Regions from separate parts of the Mus musculus genome. Here regions 2, 3, 4 and 5 are each linked to region 1. The links are chromatin loops, found by intact Hi-C in ENCODE. Cell type or tissue: left cerebral cortex. All regions are shown on one strand. Links, peaks and the distances in the headings refer to the core of each region. The heading gives the core; the rest is flanking DNA. Region 1 holds the start of Crhr1 (corticotropin releasing hormone receptor 1). Region 2 has its middle 26 kb from the start of Gm35420. Region 3 holds the start of Gm42092 (a long non-coding RNA gene). Region 4 has its middle 10 kb from the start of Gm51921. Region 5 has its middle 31 kb from the start of Arf2.

Region 1 (6,235 bases), core at 571-5,570:
TGCACTCTCCCACAATGTTCTATAACAAGTTCAATGAGAAATGCACACTATAGCCCCCGAGTGACCCTTTTCCAAGCATAGCTTGCCTGCCAATCATCAGTGAAAGAGCTGGTTTTTGCACGATCTCCAAGTTCCCTAGATTCATATGTTCAAACTGATGAAACGCTCAGATTCTCAGCTGGTAGGCACTAAGCATGAGATTTAAGTTTGAATTTAACAAAACAGAGTCTTAGGCTTGGAGTACTGGGTTTGAAATCTGTGTGCAGGCGCTAAGGGCACGGTCAGGCTTGCTGACTGACAAGCTCATGGTGCCGCTTTCTGAACAAGTAGGCTCAATCCTCTATGCCTAGGATATAATTCTTACTTCTTGGACTATTATGACGACTACATGACTTAATATTTATAAAGCAACGAGACTAACACTGGGAAATGTGTACAGACCACACAAATATCACAGTCACCGACTCTCACTCCCCATTTCCTGGGCACACGCTGAATGTATCATGTAAGACAAGTCCCCCAACTCCCACTAGCCAGTAGGAACAAGAGGAAAAAAAAGTACCTTTTATCTTAAGAAACTGTGAACATGCCAAACAGGTCATTTCACACGGTTCTAAGAATGGCCTCAGAAAGAACCTTCATTGATTTCCATGTAAACTTGAAAAAAAAAATATCCACAGCCCAAATTTTTGAATTTGCTTAAGAGGCTTCATTTTTAACCCCTGTGAATTTAGATCAAGGCTCAGTACACAGGAATCCTTGGGAAAAGACCTCCATTGCTGCTTATCTATACAACCTCCAAGAGTCTCCCTAACTTCTTTGTAGAAGACTTTGGTCACCCCAAAAATAATCTCTGGCTCCAGCCCTTAGGTTCACTGAGACTCCCTTAGATTTGAAGACAACCTTTGAGTATGTGGAGAGGGGGGACATTTTAAACGCGTGGTGGTTTAACTCAAATGCTTTTCGAACAAGTAAAAGCAGTCGGCTTAATAACTGACGGAAAAATCAAAGCCAGTCAATTCGCACTGCTCCTCCCAACCACTTAGATCTTTTGAACGCAATCGCCTTTCCTGGCCACAGTTAACCCGGTGCTTCGGCTTGTGGTTCAGGAGGTCCATGTCAGCCCTGAGCGGTCCGGAGACCCAGGCATGGCAATTGGGGCTGCCGGGCGGCAGCGCCAGGCCCACTCACCTTCTCCAGCACCAGGGCTGAGGTGCTGGTACCCAGTGAGCGCGCGCGCTCCGGGACGCGCCGGCGAAGTGGCGCCTGTCCTTAGGCTGCGGGCCTGGCTGCGAAGCACCTAGCTCTTCCCGGGCTCTGTCCACCCCCGCGCAGCCCCAGATCGCCCCCAACTTTAGCCAGTAGGCACTGTAAACGCCTTCTGAAGACTTTCTGAAACTCCGCTTCTCCAGCCCGGTGGCAGGAGCGAGCCCAGTGAGAGAATGCGTTGCGCTCCGGGGGGCTGTGGCACCCCGGAGGATCGGCCGGACACTGGGGTGCGCGCACCATCGCCTCTCAGAGATGCTAAGTCGATGAAGGGCCGCGACTCGCGGGCCGCATCTATCTCCGGAATCTGAAGCTTTCTACGGAGGAAAACCGGCAGGAAAGAGCGCCTGAGACCGGGACAGGGCCGGCTCGGAGGGTGTCCAGCAGGGACAGGATCCCATCCAGAGCCTTAAGGGGGATGGCGCTTCGGCCCCAAAGATTGCAGCGATTCTTCGCGCAAAGCCGGTTCTTCGAGTGGGCGGACCCCCTCCTCCTCTGGCGCCGCAGCGGTTTCACCATCACCCATTCTTTTTCCACCAGAGTTGTCCCTCTGTCTCCGAAGCCCGGCTTTAGAGGTCCAGGTAGAGGACGTCAGGTTGAACCCCAACCTCCCGGGTGGCGCCGGGTTCCCCGATCCTCTCCTCCGGCACCCCTGCCCACGCCTGTCCCGCGCTCGTTCGGCCCGGAGCGCCTCTGATTACCCGGAGGTCGGTCCTCTCTTACCTTCACGAGCCGGAGCTGCGGGCGCTGTCCCATCCTCGGGCTCGCTCTGTCAGCGTCCTGGATGCCAGGATCGCTCCGACATCCCAGAGCGAAGAGCGGGCGGCTGCGGTCTCCGTTGGGCGGCCAGTCTCCCGGGTCGCTGAGCTGCTCCCAGGCGCCCGGCTTCGCACCCTCCCGCCCCGCCCCACCGGCAGGCTCTGGCTCGCCCTGCGCGAGCAAGTCTGGTCGCCTTCTCCCCACTCAGCTGGGCCCACAGCTACCTCTCTCCTGCCTGGATCCCGCCTAGCCCGGTCGCCTCCCCCACGGTCCGCCTGCCTCTCGCCTCTGCTCCCCGCCCCCTCGCCTCGTGTCCCCTCCTCTTTCTCCCTCCGCTCCCCTCCTGTCCCTCCTCCGCTCCTCGCCCCTCCGCTGGCTGCAGGCTCCGGTCTCCTCGGTCCACTGCCCAACCCCGGCCCGGATCCCCGCACCCTGGCCGTGCTGAACCCCCTCTCCCCGCACCCCGGCTTGCGGCAGTGCGCGGGGCGCACAGGCGGCGGCGGCTGCCACCGCAGCTAGGGAAAAACCGGGGATCCGGGAGGCGGCTGCTGGAGAGCAGGCAGCCTTTCTTCTCTAGCCTCCTGTGAGGCTGGATGTCCGGACCAAAAGAGTCCGGGGGATCCCGGGGTACTTGTGGGGCTCGGGGGGCGGGATTTAGAAGGCTAGTAGGCGCTGGGGAATAGGGCGATTTCCACAAAACTCAGCCTGCGTGGAAAAAGAAGCTGAGAACTACATTTGGGTGGTTCCCGCCCTGCAGCCATCCAGGAGGTTCACCTCCGCCCCCAATTTAGTGGGGAGGGGAGGCCGGGCCCGAATCCCCCTCCCGATCCGCGCGCCTTTGGCCTAAACACACCTAGGATGTGCTGGGACACTGATGCTCTGCGGCGGGAACCCTTCCTTTTTGAATCCTTCGTTCGTTCGTTCACTCATTCATTCATTCGTTTTTGGAACTGAACGTCTGTCTTTTTGGTCCAGGCCCCAAGATAAGTGGTGACAGCGGACTGGGCACCTAGTCTGTAAGGAGGGGAAAGCAGGGCGCGCATTGCGCCGCAACGCTGTGGACGCAGCTGGGAATCCAGCCCGAAGGGCGTGGAGGGGGCCACAGCGCCCCCTCTTGGCCAAGCTCTCGGGGCTGGAGCGGGCTGTCCCGCCAGACCTCCGGGTCTTCGTCTAGGTTGGCTTTCTAATTCCACTTCCAGCCTTAAAACCAGCTCTCGCCACCTTCAGGCCAGTTAGGTGGATTGTTCTTTTGATTTCCTTCCCCCATCCCCCTTTCCTTCCCCAGCGAGAGATAGAGAAGGAGAAAAGGAGTGTCGGGGTAGAAACATCTTCACCTCTCAGGTCCGGGTCTCCATCTTGAGTACACAGAAGCACAAAGAGAGAGGCAAGGTCCTAGTGGGGGAACCAGCTTATTTTAAAATGTAGCGGAGCTTGGCGACTCTGGACACTACTTTGTGCAACTCCCCTTCCTTACATTGTGTTCTCAGCACACTGGACAAGATCCACAGCTTAGAGGCCCAGGCAATAGTCATTTTGGAGCTGGAGTTGCTGTAGGTCATGTGACAGTTTACTAGTGAGGAAACTGAGGCACAGGGGAGCGTGGATTGTCCAAATCCCCACAGTTGGCACCCTCCTTCCTAATTCCCAACTCAGTGTCCCTGGCGGTCTTGGCTCGGATGGGGTAGGGGTGCAGAGTCGGGCGGATCATTGATTAAACCCACTGGTCACATTGGCTTAGCCATTGTGCATGCACAGTTCAGTGAAGCAAAGTCCTGAAGTCTTCAGTTCAAAGCAGTGACTCACATCAGTCAGCCCCAGAGAGATGGATGTCTGGACATACTAACCAGACTGCCGACTTAGAGTACCCGCTGTTACCAGCAAAAGGGAAATGCAGAGTGACCAGGTAGCCTACTAGTCAGGCAGATGGGGCTGGAGTCTAGGCTCTTCCAGGTTCAAACTGAAGAGCTCTAGAAAATGATTTAGCGGGGGCCTCAATATTCGTGCTTATTAAACAGACACAGGAAGGCGCACCTCCTAGGGTTGTTCGTGAGGAAGTGCTTGGCGTAGTGTCTGATATGTAGTTCCTCTCATGGTCATCATCAAGATAGAGTGGGCCCGGTGTTCTTCCAGGAAATCCTTGGCAGGAAATAAATTCTTGAGAAGGGCCCTGGAACCCTGGACTGAGGGATGGGAGGAGGGAGGGGAGGGGAGGCTAGCTGGTCCCCAGGGCCAAATCTCAGTCCTGGCCTTGGAGCACAGTCCCTGGAGGAAGGACAGCCCCAGGGCTGCCCTTCTCTGGATTCTGATTCCTGGGGCTCAGTAAGCAGCAGATTTTGGCTCTGAGCTCACCCTCCTCCCCTTGACATGATCTTTAAATATGCTAATGCCATCAGTTCACAGAAATCGCCTCTGGTTCTTCTGGCTCTGAGCCTCCTCCCTGAAGTGTCTCCAGCCAGTCCAGCTGTGTCCAACACAGTCACCCTGGTTGTGTTAATTCCCTGACCTAACTAACCTCTGTCAGGACCCCAGGCTGAAGCCGGGGCTTGGGTTTCATGCCAGGATCCAACTTGTTCTGAGAGCCACAGTTCAATAGTTCACAGTATCCCCTTGTATTTGTCTGGAAACTGCAAACCTTTTACTTTCCAAAGCTTGGCTCTGCTCTGCTCTGTAGCAGCTCTATGTCTGCCATCATCCCGTCCCCACAGCCTGATGTTCAGGGCATGTCCTACAGTCTCACCACACTCTTCCCAGAGGAGCCTTCTTTCCCCAGATGGAGACTTCCCACACTCTCTTTCTATCCCCCCCACCCTCCTTGCCCTCTGTTCAGTCTAGGTCCAAGCAGGAATCAGCTTTCTCTCCAGTAACACTTCCAAAGAAAGGAGCAGCATACGTAACCCAAACAGTCTTCTAGATATCAGATAGATGTAAAGTCGGTGTGTGTGTGTGTGTGTGTGTGTGTGTGTGTGTGTGTGTGTGTGACACTCCTCTCAGATTACCTGTGACTAAGAACCAGGCCTAATATTTATTGCAGCAGGGTCTCAGTAGCCCAGGCTCTCCTGGAATTTCCCTCTCTATCCCAGACTGACCTCTAACTCATGACAATTTTCTTTCTTCAATCTCCCAAGTGCTGAAATTACAGGCACGCTCCATCAAACCTAGCTATTTTTAATGTTCTAATTGGTCACAGGTGACGCTATTGCAAATACAATGGGAATAAGTGACTAGGAAGTGAAATTAAAAATAAAAATAAAGGCACAATTAAAGCCCGAGAGGATCCAGTAGACCCACACAACTCTACCAGGTTGCTTTGACATGCTTGGATGCTTATTCTCTGTTTTCCGCTAAGCTTGTCACACCTTGGCAACACAGTTGGCAGACCCACATCAGTGTATAGATCATACTTGCCGTAGCCCCAGTCTCAAGGATGGAGCCAGGGAAGTAGCCTTGCAGAGAGAGCTGTCTTTAAAAATCCCAGGGACACTGGGAGACAGTGTTAGTTATTCCACTTAATCAACAAACATTTAATGAGCAGCAACTATATGCCAGTCACCGTGGGATGCCAACGCTAATAATGATTAATGTGCCAGGGTCCTAGTCCTCAAGGTGTTCACAGCTTGGAGTGGGATACAGACACTCGAATAAATTATTAAAAGCTAGCAAAATTGGGTCAACAATAGGCAGGGCACACTATGGCCACAGAGGCAGGAATATTAATCCTTCCTGGCCAATAGGGAAGAGTCTATAGAGGAGGCAAGGCTTTTGCAGGATCTGGAGGGAGGGAGGGAGGGAGGGAGGAAGGGAGGAAGGGAGGGAGGGATGTATCTGTTCAGTACCATATGCCCCTTGCTCTCAGTAAATACAGTGTGTAAAGTGCTTTATGTGCAATGCCATCTCTCCCTCTCCTCCCTCCCCCACCTCTCTCTTTCATCAGGGTTTTTGTTTGCTTGTTTTGTTGTTTTTTTTCTTTCAGGATCTGTGTAGCCCTGGCTGTCCTGAAACTTGCTCTGTAGACCAGGCTGGCCTTGAACTCAGAGATCCACCTGCCTCTGCCTCCCAGGTGCTGAGGTTAAAGGTGCTTACCACCACCCAGCCATTTAAATTATTATTTTTTTTAACATTGTATTGATTATTACTCTGTGTGAGTGGAGGCACACACTCATGCTCCGGCCTGTGTGTGGAAGTCAGAGGACAACTCTCAGAAGTCACTTCT
Region 2 (6,235 bases), core at 891-5,890, 130 kb after region 1:
TTGGCTGGTTTTCTTCCCTCCCTAGCCATGTCAGGTCCTAACTCAGGATAGCCATAGGAGAAGGAACCCTGACCGGCCTGCCATCCCACTGTGCTCAACTGGTGGGGGGCTCTGCGATCACCCTGGGACAAGGACAAACAAGATGTCTGTATTGCTTCTCCACACTCAGGCTCAGGTTGACCTGAGTCTGAGCACTAAAGTAAAGTAATTACTTCAGGGTTATTTTCTTAGAAAGAAGGCTCAGGGGGATGAAGGCCCCTACAAGGTCCTTCTAGGAGTCTGTGGTGGGTCCTGGTTACTAAGCAGGTGAGACGGGCCTCAGAACTATGAAGGGTGTATAATTTTCTGTTGGCTAAAAATTCTAAGAGAAAATAAAGCCCTCGGAGTCTGTCTGCAGACTGTAGGGATTGGAGGTTTCCAGACACGGTGGCCCAGACAGCTCAAAAAGGTCCAGACAATGTCAGGGACAACTAGGGTGATGGGGCTGGGAGCTGGGCTCCAAACCGAGTGTCCAGGTGCAGTGCCACTGATAGTGTGGTAACATTTGACTCCAGTCCCACCAGAGGGTGACGGGCTGACAGGTGAATGCAGGAAGAAGCAGCCGAATCTCCCCTTCCAAGGCTGCCAAGCTCACTGCAGTTCACTGCACAGGCAGGAAGATTCCCTGCTCAGGGCAATGGCCTCTCTGTACACAGGAGCAGCCTGCAAAGGACTGCTTGCATCCCAGATGTGCTGTGCCAGATGTGCCGCTCTCTCATCTGGCTCTGTTCTTCTCCCCTCCTCTCCCTTGTCACCATCTGCATGCTCAGACTCCAGCTCGGAGGCAGGATGCTTAGCCAGAACCAGACAGAACCAAATGAGGTCAGTGCCAAATTGACGAACCCCAGAGGCAGGTGGGGGAAAGGCCAGCACAATTCCTTGACCTCGTGGGAGCACTCAAAATCTTTCAGTGGTAAGATTTGGGGAAGGAAACACTCAGAAAATGATCTAGAAGGTGGAAGAGCAAGTTTTTGAGGGAAAACAGAAGTCTACTAGACTGGACTCAGTCCATAAAGCATTTACCTTGCAAGCAGGAGAACCCATGTTCCACCCCCAGCACCAACATAAAAACTCAGTATGGTTCTATGAAATCTCAGCGCTTGAGGAGCTGGGGGCAGGAGGATCACTGGGCTCTCTGGCCAGGCACTCTAGCTTAACTGACGCTCTTCAGGCTAATGAGAGACACTATTTCAAAGAAGGTGCACAGCATTCCTGAAGATGATACCCAAAGCTGTCCTCCCGGCTTTGCATGCAATTGGGTCTGCACATAGACATATAGACATGCATTCACACACATGTGGATGTGCATTGAACACACACACACACTTAAAAACAAAAAGAACTCTACTGGCTTCTGGGGAGTTGTGGGTTTGTTTGTCCTGGCCAAAGGAGAACAGAGCTGGTAAATTTAAATTTATCTCCAGGTTCTTCATTTTCGAATGCTCCTTTTCTCCATCTTACATCTGTTTTGAGTATATTCTTATACTATTATTCTTACAGACGACACCCAAAATAGCACAAGCTTTAGTCTTCAAAATGCCCAGATCACCCCTGGCTTTCAAACTATGAGGCCCCAAAGTTGAAGGGAAAAAAGATCCCGGAATCAGAAGGATGTTGTGGTTTGAATACGAATGTCCCACATGGGCTCCGGGGTTTGAACACTTGGTCCCCTGCCGATGGCGTTGCTTTGGAAAGCTGTGGCACTTTAGGAGGTGGAAGCTTGCTTGAAGAAGTAGGCTAATCAGGGTGGGGCTTGAAGTCTCATAGCCCAGCTCCACTTCCTGTCTGCTCTGTTTCTTGACTGTGGGTGCTCCCACCTCAACACCTTCCCTTCTCTAACGGATGACACCTCCTTACAAACTGGAAGCTAAAGGAAACCCTTCCTCCCTTAAGTGGACTGCTGTCAAGGTGTTTGTTTTGTCTTGTGCTTTTGGTCTGTGTGACAAAGTCCTGTAAACCTCGACTGGCATAGACCTACCTGCTTAACTAGCCCCAAACTCATGGCAATCCCCCTGCTGCCGCCTCCTGGTTATTGTGCCCAGCTAGTCACTGAATTTCACTGTTCACTTGTGACTGTAGCATCTGACTACAACCCACCCTGACTAATATAACTGGTACCTTTGTCCACTCATCCCCAGCTACCCTTAAGTTTACCTTTCCATGGGAGCTTAGACGTTGATACGAGCATGATACCAAGGTAGATCTCACTTTAAGGAACCTGGGTTCGAATGAATCACTCCACCGTCCCAGAGTCTCCGAGTCTCCCAGTTACAGAGTAGTATCAACTCTTTCCAATTCTCTCTAGGTCAAAGATCTATTCCCCCAATCAACTCCTGTCCCTTCTCAGGATTTTCTTCCATTTTCTGACAGTATTTTCTTTTTTTCTTTTCCTTTTTCTTTTTCTTTTTCTTTTTCTTTTTCTTTTTCTTTTTCTTTTTCGAGACAGGGTTTCTCTGTATAGCCCTGGCTGTCCTGGAACTCACTCTGTAGACCAAGCTGGCCTCGAACTCAGAAATCCACCTGCCTCTGCCTCCCAAGTGCTGGGATTAAAGGCGTGCGCCACCACGCCCGGCCTGACAGTATTTTCAATGGAAAAAAAAATCTTTTCTGTGTATGACTGTTTTGCCTGCGTGTTATCTGTATACCATGTGCACGCCTGGTATCTGTGGAGACCAGAAAAGGGCCCTGGATCCCCTGGAACTGGAGTTCCACACTGTTGTAAGCCACCATGCAGATGCTGGGAGTCAAAACCTGGTCCTCTACAGGAGCAGCCAGTGTTTTTCACCACTGAGCCATCTCTCCAGGCTCACTTTAAAAATATTTTATTTTTTAATTATGTGTATGTGGGTTGGTAGGGGGTAGATATGTGCACATGACTGTGCGTACCTGCAGAGGCCAGAGGCACTGGACCACGCTGGAGCTGGACTTACAGGTGGTTGTAAGCAACCGTCCATGGCTGCTCGAAATTGAACTTGGGTCTTCTGGAAGAACAGTATTTGCTCTTAACAACTAAGTCATTTCTTTAAAATCTTTTGTTTTGTTTTTCTAAGAATTAGTGTAGGTCTGGAGAAGTGGCTCAGAGGCTAAGAATGAGTAGTGTCCTCTTACAGAGAGCCTGGTTTCTGTCCCCAGCAGCCATGATGGATGGCTCACAACTGCCTGTAACTTGGCTCTGCGTGAGTCAAAGCCTCTGGCCTCCTTAGACACCTGTATTTACATATAAATACCCACATGGAGACAGAGCCACATAATTAAATAAAATACATCTGTGTGGAAGCATATGTCTTTTATCCCATCACTCGGGAGGCAAAAGATATGGGTCTGTGAGTTCCAGACCAGCCAGTGAAACTTTGTCCCAGAAAAACAAAGCAAACAAACAAAAACAAAAAAACTTAGTAACTTAACATTTGAGAAGTCGTTGCTGCCCAGCTTTGTACAATACAGAGTAAGCGAAGTCTCCCGCTTCCTATTTTGTGTTGCAAAACAACAATGTAGATTTAAGTTTCTAATCTTTCAAAACAGCAGGGAGCTGGTGCCCGGCTCTAGCCAGGAAGAGCTAATACTGGAAAGACCAAAGATAACAAGGGCAGTGGAAGATATAGAGATAAAGGGAAGGCTTGTGCACTGTTGCTGGGAGCGTAAATTAGCACAGCCATATGGGAAACAATATGGAGTTTCCTAAAATAAATAAATAAAAATAGGCAGTGGCTTATGGAGCTACCGCCACGTAGCTGTGCTAACCCCGCCCACTCTTCTTGCTCAGAAAAGCATTAGCCTTCCTTTTTCTTTTGGATATCGCCATAGCCTGGACATGCTTTCGAAGACACTCTGGGCTGGCTCTCTTTTCCTCTGAAGCTTCTGAAACTACTCATCTTCTGCCACGTTGGCTGCTTATGAAACAGCCGATCTTCTCACATCTTCCTCCTCTGGGGAGCTTTGGAGATTCACGTATTTACCTGCCTTGGGGTTTTCTTTTAAACCCTAATAAAAGTGTCCCCAAACTTCAAAACCAAATTAATGAAGTGAATTACAAATAAGCCAAGTTCGGTGCACAGTCCTATGATCCTAGTACTTTTGAGAAGTGGGAGCAAGGAGAGGCACATATTTCAGGTCGGTCTGGGTACGTGGCAAGATTCTGTTTCAAAAGACTAAGGACAGGGCTCAGAGGTATAGTGACCTCAGCGCTGGGGATGCAGAGAGAGTCTCAGAAACTAACACAGAGACACCTGAAGTAGACACTCAACATCAAGCTTTGTGTGCACACACACACACACAGAGTTGATCTCATGGAAGTCTAGAGTAAGAATACTGGTTTCCAGGTACTGGGGAGAGAAGCAATGAGGTGAGCCATGGTTGTAAAATTACAGTAGATACAAGGGAGAAGTTCTGGAGGGCAGTGTCACAGAAGGGTGAAGGAGATCGTGTAATATCAAAAATATCTAGAGAATAAAAAGATCTGGCATATTTTCAGCATTAAGCAACAATGTGTCAGGAGCTACACTGAACTTGATTTAAGCAAAAATGCATGTGTATAGAAACATCCCAAGGAACCCCAAGAATGTGTCTAATTTTTATGGGGTTTTTTTTGCGCATTATCTTACAAAAAAATTTAATTCATGTTTTAAAATTCTTAAGTCTTTGACCTCCATATTTCAAAGGTGGCAAATCAAATACATGAATGTCTTGTTTCTTGCAGAAACCCTACTAAAATGTGACTTAGGCGAGGGAATCAAAGGAGATGGAAGGGATGTGTCCACAAGAAAAAAGGAATTGGGGGGGGGGGGATTTCCAGCACAAGATCAAAGCTGTCAAGAGAGTTTTGAAGCTGGGAAGCAGGGGGAGGCCTCATGGGCACTGAGGCATTGGAAGACCATGTGCCCACCCAGGATGTGAGTGAGGATGGAGCCAAGACAAGCTGTGGAATCTTGGCACGGCCTGAAATCTCAGGTACTGGGCACTGCAGAGACAGGAAGGAGATGTACCAAGGAAAACCTGGGTGACGTGCTGACGTTGGTATGAGGAGCCACCTCACATCTGTCATCTTAGCACTTGGGAGCTGGGGGCAGGAAGCTCAGGTGTTCACGGCCATTCTTGGCTACATAAAGAGTTCAAGGCCATTTGAGATTTTCTGAGTCAATCAAAAGAAAAAAGTCGGACACCCCAAGTTCCCACCTACACTCAGTTAAAATCCCTTTTCCAGCCATGTTGAAATACACAGTAAATTATTGCTAACGCTGGTACCGAGCTGTGCTATAGGACATCAGAACCTTTTCTCCTCTCCTATTTCCTACCCAACGTCCCCAGGTACATAAAATAGCCCTGGACAAGACTCGCTGCTGCTGACACTGGGGATCCCCTGCCCCCAAAGAAGTGGCCAGGTCCTCTGGCTCTGCGAGTGAAACGTACAATGGCAGCTGACAACCATGCAGAGTCCACTTGACTTCATTCAGTTTGTCTCTCTACATCACTCCTGGTGCTACAGAGCACAGCCAAGAGCCCGAAGAGCATCTCCAACAGAAAAGACGGATGCCAGGTCAGCAATAATGACCAGCACAGAGAGAAACTTGAACCGAAAATGCCGCAAGATTGGTCAGTAATAGCTGTGGAAGGATAAAAAAACGTCAAGAGGAGATGTGTCACCCATGAGCCTAAACAAAAGAGAAAGGACTCGTTCAAATCAGGATGTGGTAAAGGGTACTCATCTCTGAAAATTTACTTAAAATAACAAACAAAAAAAACCTACTGAATTAGCTGAGGAGATGACTCGACAAAATACTTGCAAGCACAGGGACCTACGTTCAATATCCAGAATGCACTTTAAAAAAAAAAAAAAAAAAAAAAACACCTGGGCTTTACGTTTTAATGGTGTTAAACACCAGAGAGGTAGAGGCGCTCACTGGGCAGCTGGTTAGCCTTACTTAGTCATGCTCCAATGACAGACCTTGTCTCAAAATAGATGTGGGTGCTGCCTAATATACGTTCCATTAGCAATTTGTTGCATGCGGTTTGAGCTCACTGAGCAGCTGCCTCTGAAAGCAGAAGTGCCCCGCCCCCTTTTAGATACAAGGATGTTGGTCTAAGGGTGTCCTGCACGGACATGGACTGGCCCCCCAACTCTGAATGGGGATGAAATAGAACAGCAACAACCCAAGAGGGAAACCCCAGGGTTCTGACACCCAGCTAGAAGGGGAACCAT
Region 3 (6,235 bases), core at 873-5,872, 58 kb after region 1:
CTGCCTCTAGGTTCTTGCCCTGTTTGAGTTCCTGTCCTGACTTCCTTCAGTGATGGACTACCATGTGGAAATGTAAACCAAATATACCCTTTCCTCCCCAACTTGTTTTTATTCATGGTGTTTCATCACTGTAATAAAAACCCTAACTAAGACAGAGGGGGAATATTGGGGAAGAGGAAAAGTGAGAGGAGGGAGAGGATGATGGGTGTGTGTGATCAAAATATGTTATATGTACACACACACACATACACATAAATGCACACAAACACATGTACATGCACACATACATACACACACATACATATACACATACACATATACACACATATCCATATCCATACACACATACAACTTTGAAAGACTAAATAAATAACACAAATTGAAGAAAAAAGTAAAGGAAAAATCAGAGCAGGACAAAGCTAGAGGGGCCCTGGGGGAGTGCTTAATTCAACCTCTTCTATTAAGAGACTGAGAAATTAAGGCTTAGAGAGAGATTTCCAGAGAAAGAGCTTAATTTTCAGCAAGAACATTTTCTACTAAAGCCCACTTACACCCTATAGATTTGTATCAGTGGCTTGCTTCCCCAAATCACATGTTGTATATGAACACACACACACACACACACACACACACACACACACACACAGCATCCACTATTACTGAAATAAACAGCCCTTAAAATCAAGGTGTACTGAATATTAGGATGGAAAATGACCCTACCTGCCTACCCAGGCATCCAGCAGGCAGGACCCACAGGGAGAAGGGCAGGATTGGGGCATGGTGTTAGCTTTACAACACAACAGGGAGCCCAGACATAGGAAAAGCTCAGCTGCCGGGAGAAAAGAGCCACATTCTATTGTCAGTAAGATTTATGAAGGGCCATTGACTTAGTCTGAACTCTGGCATGAGACTTCCATAGACAACTCAAGATGGAGTGACTTGTGTTAAGCTTTCTTGTCTCCGAATGGAGGTTCAGCTACTTACTTCTTACATCTGACCTGTGAGAAATGAGGGCGGGCAAGCCAGGGCTCCAGGCCAGCCACATGGCAGTAACTTTTAGAAGGAAAGGAACCTGCTTTCAGTTGTTGATTTTAGCAGCTGTGGAGACTGAGCCCAGGATCTGTACATACAGGGCACGCACATTACCATGGAACTAGCTCCCACCTTCCTTCCTTCCTTTCTTCCTTTCTTTCTTTCTTTCTTTCTTTCTTTCTTTCTTTCTTTCTTTCTTTCTTTCTTTCTTCATTTATTTATTATCAAGATGGTCTGGCTATGTAGTCCAGGCTGGCTTAAGCACTTTACCACTGAGCTAGCTCCTACCTTTATTTATTTGCTTGTTTGTCCATTTGTCTATTGTCCGGATAGTCTGGCTATGTAGTCCTAGCTGGCTTCAGGTTTGCAATACCCCTGACCTCAGCCTCTGGAGCCTCTGGGAAAATTATGCTGAACCATCACACCTGGTAAACAAACCTATGGGTTGTTTTGTTTTGTTTTGTTTTGTTTTGTTTTGTTTTTCTTCCATGTTGTTTCCCTGCTCCTGCCAAGTGACCAGCCTCGGCCCGACATCTTCCTGTTCCATAGATGGAATGCTGCCTGATTCATGAATCACTAATATAAGTTAGTTAGGCCATTAAACTCAATTTGTTGACATGTTGTTGTGTTGCTGGACACATTGGTAACTGGGGTCACCATCGGGTAGCTTTGGAATCCTCAAAGCACTCTCTGAGCCTTAAGTAGTTCATGCAGAAAGTTAGGAGGCAGGGAGAGGGCTTGGGCCTCATTCGAGCTGAGCTGCCGAGCGAAAAAGCATATTCAGCCATGGGGTGGGCAAGCAGAATCTTGTCTTCCAAGCCGTGTGAAATCTCAGAACACAGGAGGGGCCATTTTGAGAGTAGAGAGTAATAGGGGCTCCTGCTGGGAAGGTTGACAGTGTGACTTGGTAAAAGCGCCCTCTCCACCTGCACTACGGGGCGCTGGCACAGAGACTTCTTCTCCCAGTGAGAATTCCTTTGTAAGGCTCTGCCTGGGCCACTGAAGCTTATGGTGAGAGCTCTTGGGTCCCCTCTCATCCACATACCCTGTTGGACCCTTGTGTTTGAGCCGCCACATCTGGCTCCTCCAGCCTTCCGTCCTTCTCCAGTGTTTACTGAGTCCCATACTGGCACATCTCTGACGCTGCACTGGCCTTCCAGAGCAAAGCCTTACACCACCGTCTTCTGTGTGGAGAATCCGAACATCTAATGAAGCTGAGCCGACGCCTCCTCAATGCAATGCTTGCTGCAGCCCCAGAGGAGAGACATCCCTGCGTGTAGCTCTGTGAACACAGCTCTGTGTTCCTTCCGGAGGATGTGTACTGCTTGATCCTGTGAGCCAATCAGAAAGCCCACTCAGCCTCGAGGTTCCCTGAAGGCAGCAGACCCCTGTATTGTTGTAGCAGGGACTTGAGATGTCACCTCCTTCACATAGGCCTTGATAGGCTGCTAAGAGCTCCTAATTTTGATTCCTTTTATTGTATTTGCCCAGCTTCTTCTTAAAGAGCCCTAAGAGCACAGCTCCAGGCCACCCCAATCCCATGCAGTGCTCTCAGCAGCCCCACTTCTCACTCACCCACTCTTCCCGCTGTCACAAGGATCCCTCCCTCCTTGGTTTTTTGCTGCTTCTCTTGGCAGTTTCCTCCAGAGAGTGATGCCCTTAGCCCCATGGCTGCCTCTTCTCTTCCTTGCTTTCAAGATTCTCTCTCACCTTTCTTTTTTCTCTGGCTTCCTATCCTCCTTTGCTGACTCCTTCATCTCTCTATCCTCCAGAGATCTCTCCGTGGCTATTAAGAGAGAAGGAAGAATGCCCCAGGATAGCTGGAGCTGTCCATCAAGGTCTCATTCTTTCTGATAAGACTCTGCATCAGGACCAGAGCAGGCAGTGGCAGTCCCTGCTCAACCACACCATCTCTGAAACCAGTTCTTCCTTTCTGGAATGAGTCAGCCTCCTTATAAAGCCCATGCATATAAATATAGCCAAGCAAGAATAAAGAGGAGCATTCTTTTTAAAAAAAAATGAAGAATGGGCTCACACCTACCAATACTAAAATAGAACAAAGCTATAGTGATTAAGGCAACACAACTAAAAAGACTCATCAATGGAAGAGAGGGAAAGAAGAGAACAAAAGTAGAAACAGTTAGAGATGTGTAGTTTCTAATGGCTGGCTTAAGTGGATTATTTATTAAACTCATCGGATAACTGCTCCCAGAATGCAAAGTTGCTCTGTAGCTCACTTCCAACAAATGTGAAATCAAAGCAGCCTGACTTACACGCTGTGTGTTACACTTACACGCTGTGTCTTACTTTTCTATTGCTATGACAAAACATCACGACCAAGGCTACTTAGAGAAGAAAGGGGTTATTTGGGTTATAGTTTTAGGGGGATAAGTTCGTGATTGCAGAGCAGAGGTAGCAGGTGGCAGGAGCAAACTGCAAATAGGGAGCAGAGAGAGACAGAGACAGAGAGATAGTCAGAGAGACAGAGAGAAAGACAGAGAAAGGGAGAGACAGACACACACACAGAGGGACAGACAGACAGAGACACACAGAAAGACTTAGAGAGGAGAGACAGAGACACAGAGAGACAGACACAAAAGACAGAGAGATAAAGAGAGACAGAGAGAGAAGAGACAGACACAGAGAGGCATGGAGACAGAAGGAAAGAGACATGGAGAGAGAGAGAGAGAGAGAGAGAGAGAGAGAGAGAGAGAGCACTGAGAGCATCACATGGCCTTTGAAAGCTCAAACCCTGCCCTTTGGTGACAAATTTCTTCCAGCAAAGCCATACTTCCTAAACCTACCCACTGTCACCAACTGAGAACCAAGTATTCAGAGACCTAAGAATATGGGGGACATCTCATTCAAACCCACACCTTTCCCTCCTGGCCTCCATAGTCTCATGGCTACATCATAAGACAAAATGCATTTAATCCAACTTCAAAAATCCCTGTAGTCTTTCATAATCCCAACAAACTCCACTGTCCAATTTTCTGCTGAGATTCAAGGCAATATCTGTACTGTAACCCCCTATAAAATAAAAAAAAGTATGCACTTTCAACATACGATAGCATAGAACATACATTACCATTCCAAAAGCTAGTAATTGGGTAATAGCAAGGAAACGCTGTACCAACACAAGACCAACACCCAACAGGGCAACTCTGAATCCTGGAACTCTGTCTGATGTCAAAGGCCTTCAGTGGCTCCACCCTTCCAGCTTTGCTGCCTCCAAGATACATCTCTTTCTCTTGGGCTGGTCCCACCTCCTGTGCAGCTCTCCTTGGCAGATGTCTCCCAGCTCGGGCACCCCATATATTGGGGTCCCACATATGTTGCTGTCTCCAACGTACATACCCAGGCTTCACAGCTTCATGCAACGGCTTCTCGGGTGTTTCATGCAGGGCCTTCCCTGCTATATGCCTGGCCTCAGTAGCGCTCTGTAACCACAGGGCACGATTCCATGGCCCCCTTTACTTTTGTGTTCTTCTTAACCCTAAGGCCAGCACTAAGGCAGCTTCATCTCCCAGGATGGGCTGGACCTTGGCTACCCCGAAACACATTTGCTGCAGCTTTTGTTTGTTGTTCCTTTCCAGGGGCAGAGTATTCCTTAGCTCTTCGTCTTTCATGGCTGGAGGCTTGCTTGAGTGGTGTCTTGCATGGAGGGCATCCCTCTTATTCCAATGCAGATCGGACCCCACCTTAATGGCACTAATATGATCGATGTGGTGCTCCTGAGTTCTCTTCGGGCCAGGGTCTAAGCCGCGCCAGGCGAGGGACGGACATTCATGGCGAATGGCGGTCACTCTTCTCGTTCTGCCAGCGGGCCCCTCGTCTCTCCATCCCATCCGTATGCCGGTGGTGTGTGGAAGGCAGGGGTGCGGCTCTCTGGCCCGAGCGCTGACCCGCGCGCACTTTTCTCAGTGGTTCGCGTGGTCCTTGTGGACGCGTCAGGCGCCCGGTTGCCCTTACGTGTTTCACTTCAGTCGTGTCTCGCTTGACCATGTTCCCCGAGCCGGGGAATGTGGCTGGTGGCGTTGCATACCCTTCCCGTCTGGTGTGTGCACGCGCTCTGTTTCTTGCAAGCCTCGAGGTGCTCCTGAAGCGTTCCAGGTTTTGCCCCCTAGGTGCCCGCTTCTGAGTTGGAAAGGGAAAAAAAAGATTATATATATATTTAATGGCACTAATATAACCAATTACAACCTCTTTTCTGACATAAGCCTTAGCTGTATAGCATTAAACTTGTCAGTGTCCTTTGCTCTCCACACTGTGCATTTTGTATTTCTTTCTGCCCCTTTTGCTCACCTTCACTGCAAACCTGTGTAAGGATGATAACTAATAACCATCTGACATAGTTAATATTAGTCTCTCTTGAAATATCTTCCACCAAAATAGTCTGTTACAAGTTCAATTTGGCCTCCAGGAGGTTCTTAAGGCATGGATAAAAGGTAGCCATATTCCTTGCCAAAATATCACAGTAATGGTCTCTGGCTCAGTTACTAATATGGCTCCTCTCTGCAAGCTCTTGAGCTTGGCCTTCATAATCCACATTGCTCTCAAAACTGCCACTCAGGCTTCTGCTAGAACTGCCTCGTGAGCCCTGTTTACGTCATTCAGCTACTTTTCTCATTCTAAGACACAAAGTTTCTTCCACATTTTTCTGAAAAACCATGTCAGGTTCTTCATAGCAACAGTCTGATAACCCCATTGTTGGGAACAAGACCACTATCACAGCTTTGAGCCAAACTGGAAGCAAGATTTAATTAAATACTTTAACTAAATCACTCTGGCCAAGTCCACTCCAGGGTCCCCCAAAAATGATGACAAGTCACATTTTGCAGAAATTTATTTTTTTATTAGATATTTTCTTTATATACATTTCAAATTTCAAATGCTATCCTGAAAGTTCCCTATACCCTCCCCCTGCCCTGCTCCTCCACCCACTCCTGCTTCTTGGCCCTGGCATTCCGCTGTCCTGGGGCATATTCAGTTTGCAATACCAAGAGGCCTCTCTTCCCAGCGATGGCCGACTAGGCCATCTTCTGCTACATATGCAGCTAGAGACATGAGCTCTGGGGGTACTGGTTAGTTCATATTGTTGTTCCACCTATAGGATTGCAGACCCCTTCAACTCCTTGGGTTGCAGAAACTTATAAAAGCACCCAAGAGAGCAGCCTTGGTTGAGAGTGGAGTATTGAAGGAA
Region 4 (6,235 bases), core at 702-5,701, 77 kb after region 1:
CCAGAGAGAGCTGAGCAGTCAGTGTGTATGCACTCATTTCTCCTGACTACAGATACAATGTTACAAACTGTTTTAACATCCCTGCTGCCTTGACTTCTGCTCTATATGGACTGAAACCTAGAATTGTAGCCTAAAATAAACTTTTTCTCCCCTAAGTTATTTTTGTTAGGGTATTTTTTTTTATCATGGGGACAGAAATAACACTTACATATGGTCTGAGAGCATAGAAACTGTAGGCAAGGCCAGGCGAGGCAGTTATGTACCTGTAACCCTAGCAGTCTGGTGGGAGTGGCAGGAGGGTTGCCCAGAGTTTGAGGCCAGTCTGTGGAAGACCTTGTCTCAGAGAACCTAGAGATGAGGATGGAAGCTGAAACCAGAGAGTTATGTCATGCGAAGAGGTTAAGAAGGCAGCTGAGTGTGATGGCAGACAAATAGAACCGTTCAAGAGGGTGTCAGGGTACCCCGCTGGCCCAGCTCCAGCCTTTGAACACACCACGAATAGAATACAGTTTGAATCAAGGTGGGCAGATTGAGAAGGGAAGGTCTGAGGGGATTGAAGCTGCCCTAGTCTCTTGTGCCAATAGACAAGAGTCTCTCCCCCACCCCAGATCCCTGGTTCCTCTGAGCCTTGGCCAGCATTGTTCATTGCCTGATTTCTGAGAACCCAGCTCAAGACTCACTTCCTGTAAGAAACCTCCTCCATTCTCCCTACCTCATCTGACCGCTGTGACTCAGGGGTTGCTCTAGACAGGGGTCGAGTCAGGGTAGGGACCACAAAGATTATCTGTAGCATGCAGCTTTTGCAAATCCTGCTTAAGCTCTGAGCAGACCACAGTACCAGCCCCCGCCCAGAGAACATTGGATCTGTGGATGAAACACCACACACACACACACACACACACACACACACACACACACACACACACACACACACGTTGCTCAATTTCAACCTGCTTTATTGGCTCAGTTGCTGGGGTCTTCTAAGCCTTCCTTGGCTAGCATGCTCTTCCCAATACTGTTAGCTCAGCACCTCTCAACCTGCTCTAGTTTCAGTTGCTCAGTTACCTTTAGTCCCAGCTCAACACCCTAACCTCCTGTCTGGAGAAGCAGCCGTAGGCGCCAGAGATCTCACATGGCTGGTCACCTTCCCCCCGCCCCCCGAATCATGGTGCAAACTCTCTTCCTCCTCTGCATCTATTTAGACCAGGCTGGCCTTGAACTCATAGAGATCTGTCTGCCTCTCTTTCTCGAATACTGTGTATGCCACCATACTCAGCTTCATGAACACTCTCATTTCACTACAACCTGGGTAGGACACAGAGTGGACTATCACTTGTCTGCATGGCTGCCACTACCACTAAGGAGCCGAGCTAGGTCTTGAACTTGGCTCTCTCAAATCCAAGTCTGTGCCCCACTCTCTTCTCTGTATAGCTCAACCTCCTCAGATCTCTGTGTCTCCCTGCTCCTGCCAAGGTGTAGGGTATAGAAGGAAGGCAGCAGCCAGAGCATGCAGGAGTATATCCCTCCCCTCAGACTCCACAAGAGGCCACATGGGTGTCACTGCCACAGTCTGTGACTAAACAGTCACTTTAGAGTCTTTCTCTGTGGCAAACTTAGATCTGGATATCGTATGCCAGCTCAAGCCCTTCCATGACCTTGTAGGTGGGAGGCCATTGGCTGGAAATTCCCAAGGCATTTCTCCAATCTTGATGGCCAAGAAGAGCCAAAGAAACCAGGACAGAATATCCAAGGGACCACCAAAGGCCATGTACTGTACACTCCCACTCAGAGAGAGGCCCGAGCTGGGAAGGGTCACTAAGGCCACCTGACATCAGTGGGCAGTCCCTTGAGCTGGCAGCTGTCCTCGGGCAGGTGAGGCTGTGTGAGCCCCCTGCATCACCCACATCCCTTTGCTGAGTCATTTTCTCTGTCATCTGCTCCCACTCACAGTGAGTCACTAGTGCCAATTGGCCCAACGTGCCTCCTCATCCTTCTGCAGGTTCCAGCCCCTGGTGCAAAGGGGACTCACGGGGACAGAAATGCTGAGCCAAAGCCAGCGGTGCTGCTTCTGAGTAAGAACGAGTGATAGGGCCTAGAGGGGGTAACTCTTGAGACCTTGAAGGCAAAGGCTCATGGGAGTTCACCAAGGGCAGCTCTAACACCTAGACAGTAGTGTGGTGATGGTCTGGTGCCACAGGTGAGAGGCAGCTGTTGACACTCACTCGCTGTTCATGCTGGTGTTGTTGGGTTCCTTCCGAGGGTCTCGAGGCTCTGGGTGGCATCTTTTCTCCCCTCCACAGTTATACCAGTGTGGCAGAACTCTCAGGGATGGGTTGGGTATGTGGAGTCTGCTGGGACAGCAATCGAGAATAACAAGTTGATGGACTGAAAAGAAAAAAAAAAACACTTCTATTCTCCAATGTAGTGTTCACCAAATATTTAAGCTCTGTTCTCCTTCTTCCTTGTAGGGAGACAATTATACAGCCTGACGGCTCGTCCCGGGGGCCGTGGCTTGAGTTGGAACTAATTACTTATTACTAATAAACATCAAATTAATACACTTGACCAAATTAAAATTAATTCAGAATAAACCAGAATAGCTGAAACAAAATCCCTTCTCCGTTGCGCCTCTCATGCTTACACACACAGTCACGTGAACTTATGAACTCCCCTGAAATCTGTCAAGCTTTGGGAGTCCCAAGACAAACACCCAACCCACAGAGACCCTGTTTCATGACTGATGTCTCGATTGCTCCTGTTACAGCAGATCAACTCTGACATCAACCACCGCACAGTCCTACATCACCAAACATCTCACACCTGCGCCCCCTTGGGTCCCCAGAGCCCACTTGAGCTCCCAGCACAACTTCCCAATCACCTTTGCAGTGCATGGTTCTTCCATTGCCCTACCAGTCATCACCCAGTACTTCTTGGGCAATCTTTCCACTTGCTATACTGGAGTTGATGTCTTCTTTTCTCTTCCTCTCTTTTAAGACAGGGGCCAACGTACCCAGGCTGGCCTGGAGCTCACTATGTAGCTGAGGAAGACCTTGAACTTCTTCTGATCCTCCCAAATGCTGGGATTGCTGGCAAGTGTCTCTACACCTTGTATATGTGGTACTGGGGATGGAACCTATGGCTTCCTGCATGCTCGATACACTATCAATTGAGCTACATCCCCAGCCCCAGAGTTGAAGTCTCATTTTGCTACCATTCCCTCCACACCACGTTCCTTTTGGAAGGCATCCCATCCTTTCACAAAGCCTGGTGGTGATAATTTATCTAGAAGGATGAAAATCTATCCCATCTTCTCCCAGGGTGGTAAGACAATTATGCCGTCGTGTCTCCTACTCTCTCCCTTGGGAGTCAATAGAAACAGAAGGGGGAGCTTCCCAAGGGTTCAACTGTAACTAAGGTCATTGTGAGAGAGGATAGGAGGAGAACAACAGTGTGGATGGAGAATTTTCTGAGTGTTCACTCTCAGCAGGGCAAGGCTGCAGCCACTGGATGGGGATACATATTTATCCAGTGTCAGTACAGTTAAGAGGTGGAGTGAATCTGCAGCAATCAGCACGATCATCTATCCAATTCTTTCTGTTCTAAAGAGAAACGGAGAGCCACGGATGGGTGACCTGCCTGCCAGTCACAGAGCAAAGTGGCCAGCGATCAGTGTCCTGAGCTGATGAATAGTAATTCTCCCAATTCTAAAGCTGGAGCTGAAGCATTTCCTTTCCTCCTGAATGAATGGATCACCACAAAAACACGGCGCCTGGATGAAGATGCCCGAGCACCACCTCCTTCTGAGGACACTCACAATCCTTAGTTGGAGGGGGAGCTCAAAGTTGCAGGCAAAAATTACTCACCGGTCATTTTCTTAAAAAGACTTAGCTGAAAATCTAGTTTCATGCTTGCTTTTCAAACATAGCATTAGCACCTATATTTAAACTACTGCAGTTAAACCAGATAGATTTGTACCAAGACCTTTAGGCTTTCTACTCCTGAAAAAAGAGGGGATAAAAATGGGACTAGAGAAATGGCTCAGTGGTTAAGAGCACTGGCTGCTCTTCCAGAGGACCCAGGTTCAGTTCCCAGCACTAAGATGGTAGCTCACAACCAGCTCCTGGGGTGATCTGGTCCCTTCTTCTGACCTCCACCAGCCCTAGGGCATGTGGTGCACACACACACACACACACACACACACACGCACATACTTATATGAATAAAATAAAATAAATTTAAATTAAAATAATGGGATAAAGAGTAAAGAAATTGAATTTAATTATAAAGTGGTGTTCTTTTTTATTTTTGTTGTTGTTGTTATTTTTCCCTTCAAAGGGCCTATACCAAAAAAACGGTCTGCCCTTTCTAAGACCACAAGATCTCTCTCTTCTGTGAAGGTTTCTGAAGCGCATCATTATTTGGGCTATTAAGATCGTTTCCTGTGTTTTCTCCTGTAGTTTATTACTGTACTCACACTCCCAGAAAGGCCTTTGAGGGCAGAAGCCAGGTTCCCAACTCCTTTGGGTTCCTTGTCGCAGACAGCCAAGTGCTAAGCCCACTGCAGAACCACGGAGACTCATTGTTCTGCGCACTGCCCATTCAGCACCTTGGACAGAGGCTCGCCGTTTCTTTCTGTTGTTCCCTGGCCATTTCTGGTTCCTGTCTCTCTTGATTCTTTTTCGAAGACAGTCTTTCTAAGCAGCTCAGACAATTTCAATCCTTCTGTCTCACCCTCCCAAAGTACTGTGACTGTAGACATGTCTCACCACACCCAGCTTCTTTCCTGACTTTTGTAAGGATGCCTCTCTGAGGAGTCCCTTTCCTCAAGCCTGCCTTTCTCTTGGGGAGATGGCCTAGGAGCCAAAGCTGTGCTATGTTGGGAGGAGTAACCTGAAGTGGAAGCAACAACACAGCACCTTTTGATATGCTAAGGAAGATAGACCATCCACCTCATACACCTGCTAGACTCATCTCCCTGGAGGGCTGTTGCACATATCCCAATAGTGCTGAATCTGGTCTATAACCATGAAGTTACAGGCTAGCAGCACACTCGAGCACATGTGGCAGTGACAGACAGAGCCAGGGGCTGCACTAGACTGAGCTAGGCAGCCCCTTGTGGCATGATGCATGGGGAAAGGACACATGAGGAGAAGGTCAAGGCTGAGGACATCATCAGTTGTGGAAGTCCAGGACCTTTAGCACACAAAGACTTACTTGTAGGACAAGGGCAGGGGCAGCAGCTGAGACTTCAGGGACCATTCAAAGAAGATGCAAGGTTGGTGTAAAGAAAACACACAGAAGAGATGAAGAGATAGGCTCTGGGCAAAGGCTGTGAATCACAACATGGAGCTAACCCTTCTTTAATGTGGCAGCTGGGGCAGAGGGAGATGGGCATCTCTTTGAGGTTGTGGTGCCAGTGGGTAATATCATGTGGCAGGGACAAGACATGATTTTCAGCCAGCAACTGCCCCTTTAAAGGTCATGCAGTGCTGGTCCAGAGCTGGAATTAGCACATTGGCACTGCCCAGTAATTTCAGAAACCTAGTTAGTTGGTGACTGTGTCTTTGCCATGGCTATTACTCAGCAACAGAGACAGAACAGTTATCACTCATAAGGCACACAATGATGCTATTACATTCTAGCCTCCTCTTCTCCCTCTACCTATGTCCTAGCTTCAAAGATAACCTAGAAATCCTTCCAGACCAATATCCCCATGTACCACTGCTGCATGAATGGGAATATGGCTTCTAGTGGTTATCAGAGCTAGGGTCTCTCCCTCTCTCCCTCCCTCCCTCCCTCCCTCCCTCTCCCTTGTTTCTCAACCTCTTTGGATTGGGTTGCCTGGGAAACAGACTGAAGTAAAAATCTACATGCAGCACATTTATGGAGGATGCTTTTGGCATCAACTCCATAGGGTGGGGCCCAGGAGAAAAGCGAAGGAAGTGGATAAGGCAGACAGAGGGGTGGACCACACGAAGCTTCAAGTGGCCAGGTACTCCGCAGGCCTGAGAGGACTCTCCAGTTATCCTGTCCTGAGGCAAAGGGATGGATGGCAAATGAAGGCTTTCTGAAGATGGAATGGTCTTGAGGTAGGGAATGACTCTGACTGGCTGAGCCAATCCATGGGGACACACCCAGCTGAAACCACTCTCAGGAGCAGCTGAAGCGAGAACCTTGTAAGGTGACATCTGGGTCCTAATGACATTCTACCAACCTGTGAGGGACCAACAGACTT
Region 5 (6,235 bases), core at 528-5,527, 130 kb after region 1:
GCTCTCTTATAGAACCCAGGACTACCAGCCCAGGGATAACACCACCCACAATGGGCTAGACCTTCCACCCCTTGATCACTAATTGAGAAAATGCCCACAGCTGGATCTCATGGAAGCATTTCCTCAAAGGAGTCTTCTTTCTCTGTGATAACTTCATCTTGTGTCAAGTTGACACAAAACCAGCCAGTACACTATCCACTCCTACATCCATTCATCTGCTGCCTGCTATCTATTGTTTTACTTCAGTTAGCTGTATACTTTATAAACTCACTTGTTCAAAACTAAAAATAAGGCCATCATAGAACATTCTCCAGACTTTGCAGAACATGGTGCCTAAAGAATAATACCTAAGGTTGTCAAGATTGTCCTCTGGCGCCGGGCGTGGTGACGCACGCCTTTAATCCCAGCACTCGGGAGGCAGAGGCAGGCGGATTTCTGAGTTCGAGGCCAGCCTGGTCTACAAAGTGAGTTCCAGGACAGCCAGGGCTACACAGAGAAACCCTGTCTTGAAAAACCAAAAATAAAAAAAGATTGTCCTCTGGCCTATACACACACGAGAGAGAGAGATGCTCGTACATAAGCAAGCACAAGTGCACATCTCTGTCTGCTCTCTTATGGCCTCTTTGACATTCTCTCCTCAGCACCACCATCATCTCTGACATTGTCCTCCTTCCTTCCCCTCACCCCCTGTATCCCTTCCAGTCTCCCCTGCTGTCTCTCCCTAACTGGCCACACACAAGGCAGGGCTTTTCATTTCTTCATTTATGAAATCATTTTCTGTTCTCCGCTCTCCATGTTAAGAGCAAAAACAAGCGGAACACTTTGTTTCTGCATGGCAAAATCAAATTACAATGCTTTTGTGCTTTTCCCTCGGTGGCCTCTGAGGTGCCTCCCTGGATTTCTGCCTGGTAAGCCCTGTGTCCCTCCTTCTCCAATGGGAGTAATTTAAGATATGTAGGTTGTCTCAAATGGGAATAATAGGCTTGGTTAGTTGGAGCTCAAACTCACCATTGAAAGATCAATCTAAGCTGGTCTTGTCTACTTATTAGAAAGTGGGAGGGGGAGTTTAGATCTTTGGAATCCAAAAATCCAATCATTGTTCTAGAAAGCCTTCTATCCAGCTGGTAGTCTATAAACACCATTACCCTTCCAAGCACGTCCGGGACTCTATGCCAAGCCTCTAAAAGAAGATACTATCAAAACATGAGCAGAGGTAATGGTGGCCACACCTGCCAACCATGTGGAGAAATCGGCCAGCTATTTGGGTATGCATCAAGAACACACTCTCTGTGGGGTGGGAGGATAAATACTTAAACAAGTTGTAATCTTTCTTTGTCCCCCTCCCTCCATCCCTCCATCCCTCCATCTCTCCTCCATTTTCTTGAGGCCAGAAATCTAGCTCAGGCAGGCCTAGAAATCACTATGTAACCCAGGCCAGCACCAAGTTTATAGTGATTGTCCTGTCTCTGCCTCCTGACTGCTGGAATTCAGGCATGTTCTGCCATCTTAGCTTTGAATAATGACCTTTCAGTGTGACAGCAGTGGTGAGAAACGTGACAGATGGCATCAGAGCCGCTCTGTCCTGGAGCATTGAAGAAGCAAGGCAGCCGGGACACTGGCGATAGATGAAGGCAGTGGGAGGTAGGGAAGGGCAGGCTCTGCAGAGGAACAGCATGCACGGGGCACTGGGATGTCTAAGGATGTTCCTTTGTGGGTCTCAGGGATGTGACATGATTGGGGGTTTATCCTACTCCACCACAGAGCTTCCCAAGCCCTTATGACTCCTGTCCCTACAGTGTTTGGCCCAGAATCTGTCCTTGGCTCCCTAATTAAGGAATTTTGGGATGTGACAGCTCTTCCAGCAACCACCAGCCCCAGGCTTGGCTTTGTTGCCCAATCTGCTCTCCTCTTGGGAGAGAGAATCCCAGCTGTCCCTGGAGCCTGAGAGTGAGCAGCCTTGTCTCTTGTTGTGTGATGGCTATCCCAGTCTCTAGGGTCTCTCTCCACGCTGCTCGCCCTGTGGTGGTGAGAACTACAGGGCTTTCGAGTTGCTCAGCAAATCTATCATCTATCTATCGATTTATTCATCCATCTATCTACCACCTATCCTTCTTTTTATGTATCTATCTATAGTCTATCATCTATTATCTATCATCTATCATCTATCTACCTATCTACCTATTTATCTATCTAGTATATGTGTGCACACTCACCTACTACAGTATGTATCTATCATCTATGTACCTATCTATTATCTATCTTCTATCATCTATCTATCTACCTATCTACCTATTTATCTAGTATACGTGTGCACAATCGCCTACTACAGTATGTATATGGAGGTCAAAGGACAACTTGAAGGAGTCAGTGCTTTCCTTCTACTGTGTGGGTTCCCAGGATTGAACTCAAATCGTTGGTGCTCTGAGCAAGCCTCTTTCCCCCATGAGCCAACTCACCAGCCCAGGCCTTTTTGTCTTTAGCATTTGATCACCTCCTTTCTAGACTGCCCAGCATTAGCATGGTTGAGAAATGAAGTCGAAACAAAAGAGTTTGCCACAGTAGCCTCCCAAGTAGCTAAGAGGTTCCCCAGGGACTGAAGGGGCTGCAGGCATACTGCCGGCTACAGTTCCCACCAGCAAAATGTGGGTCAAACGGCTCCGTTTTGGGCGTGGATAAAGGGTCTAGCAAGCGGGAGTAGAGCCTGGGCAGGAGATTCCGGCAGGACCTTCAGCTGCATTCACTGGAGGGGACAGAAAGGAAGGTATAGGAGAAATCTTGCTTCCAGGTAAGTGGCCCCAGGAGAAAGCAATTGTGATAGCTGGGGATCTTGCAGGAGGGACACATACCCAGGACATATCATACAGGAAATCTCTGCTGGTGTTACCCAGATAGCTAAAAAACTCTGTATGAACATAGTTGGAGCAGCCCCAGGTCCACCTCTACCACCGCTCACTAGGACACAGCGCCACCTACAGGAAAGCCCTTGCATGAACTCTGGGTCTATCAAGGCCAGTCTGAAAGTTCTGTGACTCGAAGCTTTTATGTGATGTTTGCCAACAGCAGAGATGAAAGATCCAACATCTGGGCCCAGCCCTTTCCAGCAACCCCCTGTTGGTAATTCGGCCAGGTATTGCTATGCCCATTCGACAGATGGAAAAACCTGGTTCCTGAAAGCTAGAATCAGCCAGAGAACCAGGCAGGATTGCAGCTGGGGCCTTCTGCTAAAAATCCCCATGCCCTGCTGTCTCTCTCCACACAGAAAACAGGAAAAGAGAGGTGTGTGGTCAGAGGAAAATGGAACAAAAGTCTGAGGGTTGGAGGGTCTCAAGAGCCAGAATTTGTGGCTTGGTTGGGTCTCCGGTTCACATGACAAGCTAACCCACTCCAGCCAGAGAGTTGAGCTGTCCCCAGGCAGAACAGCTCATTACAACACATAGAAAATTGAGCTACTTAGAAAGGACTGTTGAGGTGGGGTGCGTGGATTTTTTTTTAAACAGCTCAAAAGCTGGCAAGATAATTGAGGACATTATTTTTTTCCCCCTTCTAGAGCTTGTCTCAGCGATAAGCCCTTGTCAGCCAGAATTCAGAGGCCAAGGCTGTCTTCTTTCATGCGAAGGAGATTCTCAAGCCGTCTAAATTCACCAATTTTCCTGAAATATGAAACCTATAATTTCCTGAGTTGCGTTCTGTCACTTGGCCTTTCAGATTCCTGAGTTCATATTTAAGTACTGTCAAAAAGAAAAAGAAAAAAAAAAAAAAAAGCTAGTGGCCCAATTGGGTCAACATTGGTGGTTAGTGTTCAATCAGCCACGTGTGAAGTGACCACTTAGAGGTGGTTCATAGTGAGTGTATCTCTGGAACACCTTTGTCCACTGTTCTAGCTTGTTTTTCTGTTGCTATGACAAACACCATGACCAAAAACAGCTTGAGGGAAGAAGGGATTTATTTCGACTTACTCTTCCAGGCCCCAGTCCATCATTGACAGACGCTAGAACAGAAACGTAAGCAGGAACTCAAAGCAGAATCCAGAGAGGAGGTCTGTGGCTGGCTCGCTCGCACAATGGCTCATGATGAATTAGATTTCTCCTATTCCCATTTTTAAAGATTTGCTTTTGCTTTATTATAGGTATATGTTTGTGTGAATATATGCACGTGTGAGCTGATACCTGAGACCAGAAGAGGGCACCGGGTTCCCTACAGACGGGGTTTCAGGCAGCTGTAACATGCAAGTTGTAAGATAGATGCTTAGGAATTGAACTTGGGTCTTCTGAAAAAGCCACCTCTCCAGCTCTCAGCTAGCTGTCTCCACAGCCTAGGAATGGTGCTGCCCACAGTGGGCTGGGCTCTCCAACATCATTCATCAATAAAGACAATCTCTCACAGACATTGCCGTAAGCCAGTCTGATTGGCACAATTCTCCACTTAAGGTTCCCTCTTTCCAGGTGACCTTTGGGTGTATCAAGCTGACAATAAAAACTAAGACAACCACCCATTTACAGATCTCAGCAGAAGTTTGTTCTGGGGACAGAATCTTGTTGCTACAATCCCCAAATGCATAGCAATTTTGTCCTGGTGGAAGTCTAACTGGAAGGCGGACTTGCCCGCCGGGTAGTACTGCTTTTCTTATCTATGTGTGGAGCCTTCAGAAGTGGCTGGGCTAGCCCCAGCAACCTCACTGTTTAATATTTATGCAGCTTTGTCCCACTAACTCAGAGCCTTCCCTAGTTATGCTCCCCAATTAGCCAACAGCATCAAGTAATTGCCTATCGAATACACATCACTGGTATGTCTGTTTCGTGGTGCAAAGAAAATATATTCTTCTTTGGGATGCTGGTCTCCTTGGGGGAGGTCTTCAATCAGATGACTACAGATAATACATATTGAACAGTCACTGTGTGCAAAACAGATGTCTGAGAACACACACATCTGAGAATAGATGCCCATTAGAGAATTTCTGCAGTTGGTTAAAAACGAGAAAGAAAACACGTTGCATTGTTCCGGGGTCTTCTCTACCTCACTCAGCCAGGAGAACAAAGAGCGCGCTGGTTTTGAAGCCCGGGGAGCTTTAGCACATATGTGACAGGCAGCCTGCAGTGCGGATTACTTTAAGGAATGGGCTGGTAGAGACCAGAGAGAGAATTTACTGTGATGGCCCTTCCTCTGCTGAAAGACACACCAAAGGGCAAAACAATTGCCTTTAGGCTCCTCTCTGAAGGTTCTTCAAACTCATAGCCCAGGAGGAGAGACTAAGAGATGCCACCACGCCTGGGCACATTATCCTGGGCTATTGTTCATATCCCAGTTCCCGTCACACTTCCAAAGACAAATGTCCAGGGGGGAGATGGCTTAGCAGTTAAGTGGTCGCTGGCAAGCGTGAGAACTTGAGTTTGGATCCCACATACGATCTGGGCACAATGATGAGAGACAGGGGTTCCTTGGGGCTTGGTAACCAGCTAGCCTTGCCAAATCCATGAGCATCGGGCTTAGCAAGAGATGTTGTCTCAAAAACTAAGGGGAGAGCAACTAAGGAAGACAGTGTTGACCTCTGACCTATATGTGCACATGCACACATATGCGCGAGTGCGCACACACACAACCAGATATAAACACACATACATAAAAAAATATAGGCAATTTTCTATCCTTGGGCCCATCTGTTTACCCTAAAAGTCATCCATCATCCAAATGATCTACACCCTCTGCCTGCTCCTGCCCTAAAGGAGGTGTAAGATGTGAAGCCTTGCCAGAGTGGGGTGACAACCCTCCTGTCATTTGCCTGCCCATGTTGGATTCATGAAGACCTGATAAAGCTGTCTATAAGCTTCACTTCTCTGTCTGTCCATGCTAGCAAGTCTTCCAAGGGTCAGGCTCCTCTCATCCCTACAACTTCACGAACTAACGTACCAGATGTTTGTTGAACATACCCTGCCTGCCCCCAGGTTGGTCCTGGGAGAGGACTTTGTAAAAGCACAGGATCTTAAAAACAACAACAACAACAAAACTCTTCTCTCATATATTATATCCTGAACACAGTTTCCCATCCCTCCTCCCATCCACTCCTCCTCCCATTTCTCTTCAAAAAAGGCAGGCATCCCATGGATATCAACCAAACGTGGCATATCACGTTGCAGTAAAACTAGGCACCACCCTTCCTATTGAAGCTGGAGGAGCCAAACCAGTAATCAGGAAAGGGTCCCAAAGCAGGCAGAAGCGTCAGAAACGTCAGAACCAGCCC

The links. A loop is a pair of places that touch in the nucleus more often than their neighbours do. Peaks named below come from ENCODE experiments on the same cell type or tissue, not always from the same donor. Only the 100,000 strongest peaks of a DNase experiment are listed, where the experiment ranks them.
Region 2: a loop joins it to region 1, with 3 times the contacts of the local background. A loop is called at or near these places in 2 of 42 quality-filtered maps.
Region 3: a loop joins it to region 1, with 4 times the contacts of the local background. A loop is called at or near these places in 2 of 42 quality-filtered maps.
Region 4: it touches region 1 in a loop (2.1-fold over the local background); 2 of 42 quality-filtered maps call a loop at or near these places.
Region 5: a loop joins it to region 1, with 3 times the contacts of the local background. A loop is called at or near these places in 2 of 42 quality-filtered maps.

Annotation. Positions count from the first base shown.
Region 1 is chr11:104,128,859-104,135,093 of GRCm38, reverse strand. It overlaps Crhr1 (corticotropin releasing hormone receptor 1), which reads right to left and starts at 2,313. Exons shown (of 13, transcript NM_007762.5): 1 at 1,990-2,313. The coding sequence starts at 2,022. In left cerebral cortex, for the core only: a CTCF peak has its summit at 3,161 (motif pointing left); DNase peaks (open chromatin) are centred at 2,030, 2,307, 2,830, 3,145 and 2 more places; H3K4me3 peaks cover 2,674 bases; H3K27ac peaks cover 1,754 bases.
Region 2 is chr11:104,001,109-104,007,343 of GRCm38, reverse strand. No RefSeq gene overlaps it. Among named protein-coding and RNA genes, the nearest start is that of Gm35420, 26 kb to the left of the region's middle. In left cerebral cortex, for the core only: no CTCF peak of the experiment used is centred there; a DNase peak (open chromatin) is centred at 3,777; H3K27ac peaks cover 980 bases.
Region 3 is chr11:104,071,652-104,077,886 of GRCm38, reverse strand. Gm51921 (a long non-coding RNA gene) reads right to left here. Exons shown (of 2, transcript XR_003949778.1): 2 at 3,184-5,169. It overlaps Gm42092 (a long non-coding RNA gene), which reads left to right and starts at 4,748. Exons shown (of 3, transcript XR_880241.2): 1 at 4,748-4,833. In left cerebral cortex, for the core only: no CTCF peak of the experiment used is centred there; DNase peaks (open chromatin) are centred at 2,316, 2,632 and 2,952; H3K27ac peaks cover 1,020 bases.
Region 4 is chr11:104,051,820-104,058,054 of GRCm38, reverse strand. No RefSeq gene overlaps it. Among named protein-coding and RNA genes, the nearest start is that of Gm51921, 10 kb to the left of the region's middle. In left cerebral cortex, for the core only: no CTCF peak of the experiment used is centred there; DNase peaks (open chromatin) are centred at 1,931, 3,738 and 5,577; H3K27ac peaks cover 594 bases.
Region 5 is chr11:103,994,309-104,000,543 of GRCm38, reverse strand. No RefSeq gene overlaps it. Among named protein-coding and RNA genes, the nearest start is that of Arf2, 31 kb to the right of the region's middle. In left cerebral cortex, for the core only: a CTCF peak has its summit at 2,981 (motif pointing left); a DNase peak (open chromatin) is centred at 2,960.